Regions from separate parts of the Homo sapiens genome. Here region 1 is linked to region 2. Evidence: chromatin loops called from intact Hi-C (ENCODE). Cell type or tissue: B cell. All regions are shown on one strand. Each heading gives the region's core, and the rest is flanking DNA. Links, peaks and the distances in the headings are about the cores only. Region 1 overlaps ATXN7L1 (ataxin 7 like 1). Region 2 overlaps CDHR3 (cadherin related family member 3).

The links. A loop is a pair of places that touch in the nucleus more often than their neighbours do. Peaks named below come from ENCODE experiments on the same cell type or tissue, not always from the same donor. Only the 100,000 strongest peaks of a DNase experiment are listed, where the experiment ranks them.
Region 1: a loop joins it to region 2, with 18 times the contacts of the local background. A loop is called at or near these places in 4 of 110 quality-filtered maps.

What each region holds. Positions count from the first base shown.
Region 1 is chr7:105,686,584-105,689,494 of GRCh38, forward strand. The region is part of intron 3 of ATXN7L1 (ataxin 7 like 1); the gene reads right to left. Among named protein-coding and RNA genes, the nearest start is that of EFCAB10, 110 kb to the left of the region's middle. RefSeq lists enhancers at 1,991-2,666, 2,667-2,911. In B cell, for the core only: a CTCF peak has its summit at 1,516 (motif pointing right); a DNase peak (open chromatin) is centred at 1,558; H3K27ac peaks cover 426 bases.
Region 2 is chr7:106,008,153-106,011,063 of GRCh38, forward strand. All of the region lies in intron 8 of CDHR3 (cadherin related family member 3), which reads left to right. Among named protein-coding and RNA genes, the nearest start is that of CDHR3, 46 kb to the left of the region's middle. RefSeq lists a silencer at 1,409-1,598. In B cell, for the core only: CTCF peaks have their summits at 1,504 (motif pointing left) and 1,714; a DNase peak (open chromatin) is centred at 1,469.

The DNA.
Region 1 (2,911 bases), core at 175-2,674, 320 kb before region 2:
AGCCTACCCTATCTTAAATGTGCTCAGAACATAACCTACAGTCGGGCAGAATGCCCTAACACGAAGCCTATTTTATAATAAAGTGTTGAATATCTCATGTAATGTATTGCATATCATATTGAAAATGAAAAACAGAATGGTTACATGGGTACTTAAAGTACAGTTTCTATGGAATGCATGTCACTTCTGTACCATCTTGAAACCAAAAAATCATAAGTCGAACCATTGTAAGTCAGACACCGTCTGTATCTATATGTAATTGTTGGCAAGACACTGAGAGGTTTATGCCAATGAATCTATTAACAGATCAGGGAGTTGGCCCAGAAAGGAGGTGGGAGTGAAGGGGCCCAGAAGGGAAGGTAACAATTCCTGACATAGTTTCTGGAGCCTACTGGTCCACAAGCTTCCCTTACTCAACCTACCCCTAATAAGAGTCTCTCTCGAGACAGGTGAGCTGCCACAGTCACCTGAGAATCATCATAAGCCATATGAAAGCTAATTCAGACTTTCATAGCCACTGATGACTTTTAAACATATTCCTATCTTTCTCTCATTGCATTTCCTTTGACTATGCACCCACACAGAGATGGCGCCTGGTTCTATAAACTGATGCATGAGGGGAATAAACTCACAGATGAATCTGTACCCCATGGAGGTTCCTGCAATGTTCTGATGCTGAGGCAGGACCAGGCTTGGCAGATTGGTGTTATGGGTTAAATTTCTCCACTTCAGACTTCATATGTTGATGTCTTAATCCCTAGTACCCGAGAATATAAGCACATTTGGAGAGAAAGTCTTTGAAGAGGTGACTAAGTTAAAATGAGGCCATTAGGATGGGGCCCTAATCCAATAGGATAGGTGTCCTTAAGAAAAGGAAGGGACGACAATGGCACAAGTCCAGAGGGTGGATCACATGAAGAGGCGGCAAGAGGGCAGCCATCTGCAAGCCAAGAAGGGGCCTCAGGAGAAACCAAACTTGCTGGCACCTTAATCTTGGACCTCCAGCTTCCAGAATCATGAGAAAATAAACTTTGGTTGTTGAACCCACCCAGGCTGTTTCATTTTGTTATGACAGCCCTATCATACCAAGACCAATACCTAAAAACCATGCAAGTTCACTAGATCAGGGAGAAAAAGTATAGGATGGAGGCAGAGGCCTAGGTGCAGCTCGGATGCATCCTCCTCCTTGGGCTGTGTTTCAGAGCAGTGTGACAGAGCAGGAATGTGGCCTGGCTTCAGCTACCCGCAGAAGAGCATTCTTTCATGCATTCCCACTGACCATGAGACCCACACCACTACCTCACTGACACCATACCCACTCACCCCAAGGCTTTAGTCATACAAAGAAAAGAGCCATTCTATATTGTTCTTCGGTGCTCTCATAATGTTTAACCATGCTTTTTACTTAAAGAATTCCAGGAACTGGACTGAAGAGATCCAAAATATGGAACCAAGGTTGCGGAGTGTCCCACCTCAGGAAGGAATGCTGAACAACTGATTTATAGCCTTGTTGTTGCCGGCTAGACCACCAGGTGGCCCATGACTCAAGATAATCATCACAACCAGATACATTGACTTGCATACCCTAACCCTCACATGCGTTGCCCAGCCCAGCCTGCATACCCTACCCTGATATCAATTCCTGTACTTCGCCTAATAAAAAAAATCCCAACTGGGGACGGACACGGTGGTTCATGCCTGTAATCCCAGCACTTTGGGAGGCTGAGGCGGGTGGATGGCTTGACCTCAGGAGTTTGAGACCAGCCTGGGCAACATGGAGGAAACCCCATCTCTACTAAAAATACATAACTTAGCTGGGCATGGTGGCACATGCCTGTAGCCCCAGCTACTTGGGAGGGTGAGGTGGGAGGATCACCTGGGTCCAGGAGGTAGAGGCTGCAGTGAGCCGTGATCGTGCCACTGCACTCTAGCCTGGGCAACACAGAGCAAGACCCTGTGTCAATTAAAAAAAAAAAAAAATCCCAATCGGCTGTTTTCAGAGGGTCAGTCAGGGAATTCTCTCTCTCTCTACCTTATGCCCTGGCGTAAGCGCCAATGAAGCCTTGTCTGGGAAGACTCTTTTCGCCTCATTTCTATTGCACCAAAAGCCCAAGAACCCATGGTCAGTAACAGCAAGGTCAAGGTGGGACAAATCTCCTAAACCCTGATAACTGGCAGTCTGCCTGCCCTGAAGTCCTGAAGCTGAAGTAGTCTACAAGTACACGGAGCAGGTGTGAGTAGCTGGTCTGAAAATGTATGACTCCAGGTCATAGTCTGGGAGTGATCAACTCCTTTTATCAGCTTACTTTCTTGTTTCACCTCTTACCCAAAAAGTAATCTGATTACTGGTTCTAATTAATGTATATGTCATGGCTGTTGTTCCAGAAAAGACAAGACCTTGGGGGTGAATGGACTATGGCAAAGTGAGGTCGCTGTTAGCAGACTCCCAAAGGTTTGACGAAATTACACAGACCATCTGGCTCAGTGCTGCCTTTGGCTGGGAATTCACTGGTCTCTAGGTTCTGCCTGGGTGCCTTGGTCTTCCCGGAGTGTAGGGTGGACAGAACCACTCCCCTGGGGCCAAGAGAGAAGGAGTGGGCTCACAAATGCTCACTGCTGCTAAGGTGCCCAGCTGCCCCGGATCAATTAAGTTTAAACAGCAGCTATGTCACTGGGGCTGGGGTGGAGGGAAGAATCAAAGTGAGGAAGGAGGGTGTTTCTAAGATATTGGCAGGCCAATGTCTGGAGGGCCTGGGAGGGGCAACGTGCTCTAGGAGACAGAGCTGAAAGGCCTTTACTTTCCCAAGGATGGCAGGGTGGGAGGGTTTAGCTCATTCAAATGCAAAAGCCTTTCAGTATTTACTGCCACTCCTCCCAGCTCCAACATAAAGGCCTATAGGTTCTCTTCACA
Region 2 (2,911 bases), core at 321-2,820:
CTCACAACATGTGGGAGTTCAAGATGAGATTTGGGTGGGGACACAGCCAAACCATATCAGATACCAACCAACTCCCTTGCCTTCCAGCTTCTAGTTGGCCAATGGGGAGTCCTGGAAAGAGAAGGAGAGGAGGGTCAGGCTCTCTCTTTGTGAGCTGGGTGCATCCCTTCCCTGCCTGAAGATCTCCATTCCCAAAAGCAGCTCTCTGTCGCAGGACCTGCTTCCTCCACTGGCTTCCCTGGGCCTAGTGGTGGTAAGGGTGCTTCACTCTCACGAGCCCTGAGATATTGCACCATCTGATGAGATTTCCATATACTCTGTGAGCACCTTCTTCATAGTCCCTTTACTGACCCCTCCTAGAATGATCCTAATTCACCAGCTGCTTCCTGCTGACACCCCAATAACGTCAGTCACAATCTTAAGCATGTAGTAGGTTCCTATCCCAACCTAAGCCCTACAAGTCCATTAGATGGGTGGGGACAGCTGCATGGGTAGTTAGGATTGTGACTTCCACACCTTTACGTGCATAAATTGAGAGATGTCTGGGCCCAGGGGATGGAGTGGAGACAATTTGCAGCATCACACTTACACTTTCTTTGACATTTTAAATCTGTGCTAGAACTCTTGGGTGGTTCCAGTACATCCTGGGAAGCTCCTGCCCTCTTCTGCCCTCCTGCTCTTCCTTGTTCCTCTGCCCTAAGAGGTAGGGGGTGAAGGTTAAGAAGTGAGAATGCCTGGAGAGGGCTGTGCTGTCTCAAATCTTCCTTGTCCATTTTCTCTCTTCAGTGCATATCTGTTAATTGTATATTTGGCTTCCTGCAGTCCAGAGTCCCCTGGAGTATGGGAGGACAGTTTGCAGACTGTGTTCCATATTAGCTGGTGAAACTGCAATTCGAATATCCTAGACTGTCCAGGCAAGACCAAACAGAGTCCTGCACTTGATAATCTTCCCTCCAGATTAGCCCTGAAGGCCAATGTGAAATCCGTAGCTGGACTAACTGCATTTATTACTGAAGATAATCTAACCAAGGCTCAAGTTCCCTCTTTGGGCTCTTCTAGCGGGAGGAACTCTCAGCCACCCTATGAACGCCAAGATGTGAGGAAGGGCAACGAAAGGGACCCCTCCTCTGCAGTTCCAGGGGCGGAGGTCTTCAGCCTAAAGCCCAGCCTCGCGTCCCAAGGCTGCATAAGGGCGGGTGCGGAGAGGGCTGAGAAGCCCTGACCTGCAGCACCCGCCATCCTCCCAGCCTTATACCTTCTCCAGTCCAACTATGTCAAAGCCAAGCACGCAAGCAGGTCAAAACAGAACAAAGTGACAATGGCATGGTTCTGCCACAGTCTCTGACACTTGCTCTTGAATGTTTGTTCCTTCCTTGGAGGCTGTGGGCGCGGTCTCTGCTGTGGAGTTCTTGAGAGCAGGTGGCAGAGCGGGTGAGGTCAGCGCGGCTGCTGGAGGCGGTGTGCTGTGCTCCCGCAGGGAGGAGGGCGGCGTGGAGGAGGCGGGCGCCCCCTGCTGCCCGCGCGGGCTCCTGCAGGCTCCCAGCCTTTCGTACCGTGGCCCCTGAGGCTTTCCCAGGCTGATGATGAATGAGCCCAGGGCCCGACGGAGGCATCCGAGGCACGTGACAACCCCCGCTCTGGTTGTAAATTGTCAGGCGATTCAGTGAAAGCGCTTTGCAAGCTGTTTGTGAGCAAGAGGCGGAGCAGTTTGGCTGATTCAGAATGGGCTGGACACAGTCAACTTTGCATGGGGAGAGAAACATGGTCTGATGGCTGGGAGCGAGGGCAGCTCGCTTTTGAGGCAGGGATTGCTGAATGAGGGGAGTGGCTTTCCAAGTTAGGCGTTTAGGGGAAGAATACCAACTGTCAGGGACGAATGAGAGAACAGGCCAAGCAGCCCTGGAGGGCCAAGTGAGGAGGCCTCTGTTGGAGTGCCTGAAATGTCTGGCTTCGGGACCTTGGATTCTTTAAATGATGCAATCTCCTGGCTTCTGCAGAGTTGAAATCAAGGCTTAGATCCCCAAACCATCTGTGAGCCTGGATACTTATGCATGGAAGTTAAAGTTTACAGTGACTCTAACACTGCAGAGGATCAAGTCTGGATACATCCACTTTCCTGGACAGGCCTTGAAAATGCTCGGAACCACTCTTTCTTCCCCTGTGCAGTGGGGACAAGAATACAAACCTCTCTGAGATGAGGAAATTAGAGATAGTGTTTTTAAAGTGCTTGGTATGATACAGCATGCAGTTGGTGTTTAATAAGTGGTGTCTCTTCTAAGTCCCTATGAATGAAACCATGACATTGTGCAATCAAGGCAGGAATGTTCAGACTCCAATCCTGCTGAAATACAGAGGTGATCTTTGCCAATGAGGCATCGTGGAGACTCCATTACACGCTCCAGCAAGCAAACCTGTTATCCTCAGTGGCCCATGACCATTCTTGCTGTCAGACTTTGCTCCGTATGCACTGAGCCCAGAGCTGATTTTATCTGCCATGAAAAGAGGATGTGGAACAAAGAAGGGAACAGAGTTTGGTTGCAGAGAGAAGTGTATGCTCCAAGAACCAGATGCTAAGATGGGATTAAATGTGCAAGGCTATTATTAGGGGAGATGCCTGTGGCAGAAAATGGGGAGAGAGATGGACAAGGCTGGGCAAGTCATCAGATCATGATGCAAGGCTGATCTGAGTGAAGGAAAGAGGGAGAAAAGGTAGTTGGACATATTCTAGGCTGCCATGCAGTTAAGGAGTGTTCAGCTAGGGCATTGGGGGTCCTGGAGCCAGTGTCAACTGACATAGGACAGGAATGAGCCTTAGTATCTTTGCCATGACCAGTTGTTGGTACGTGGCCTCACCACAAACACAGTGATGGATTTCAGAGCCCAGCAGCTGAGGCCGATGGTCAGTTATGCT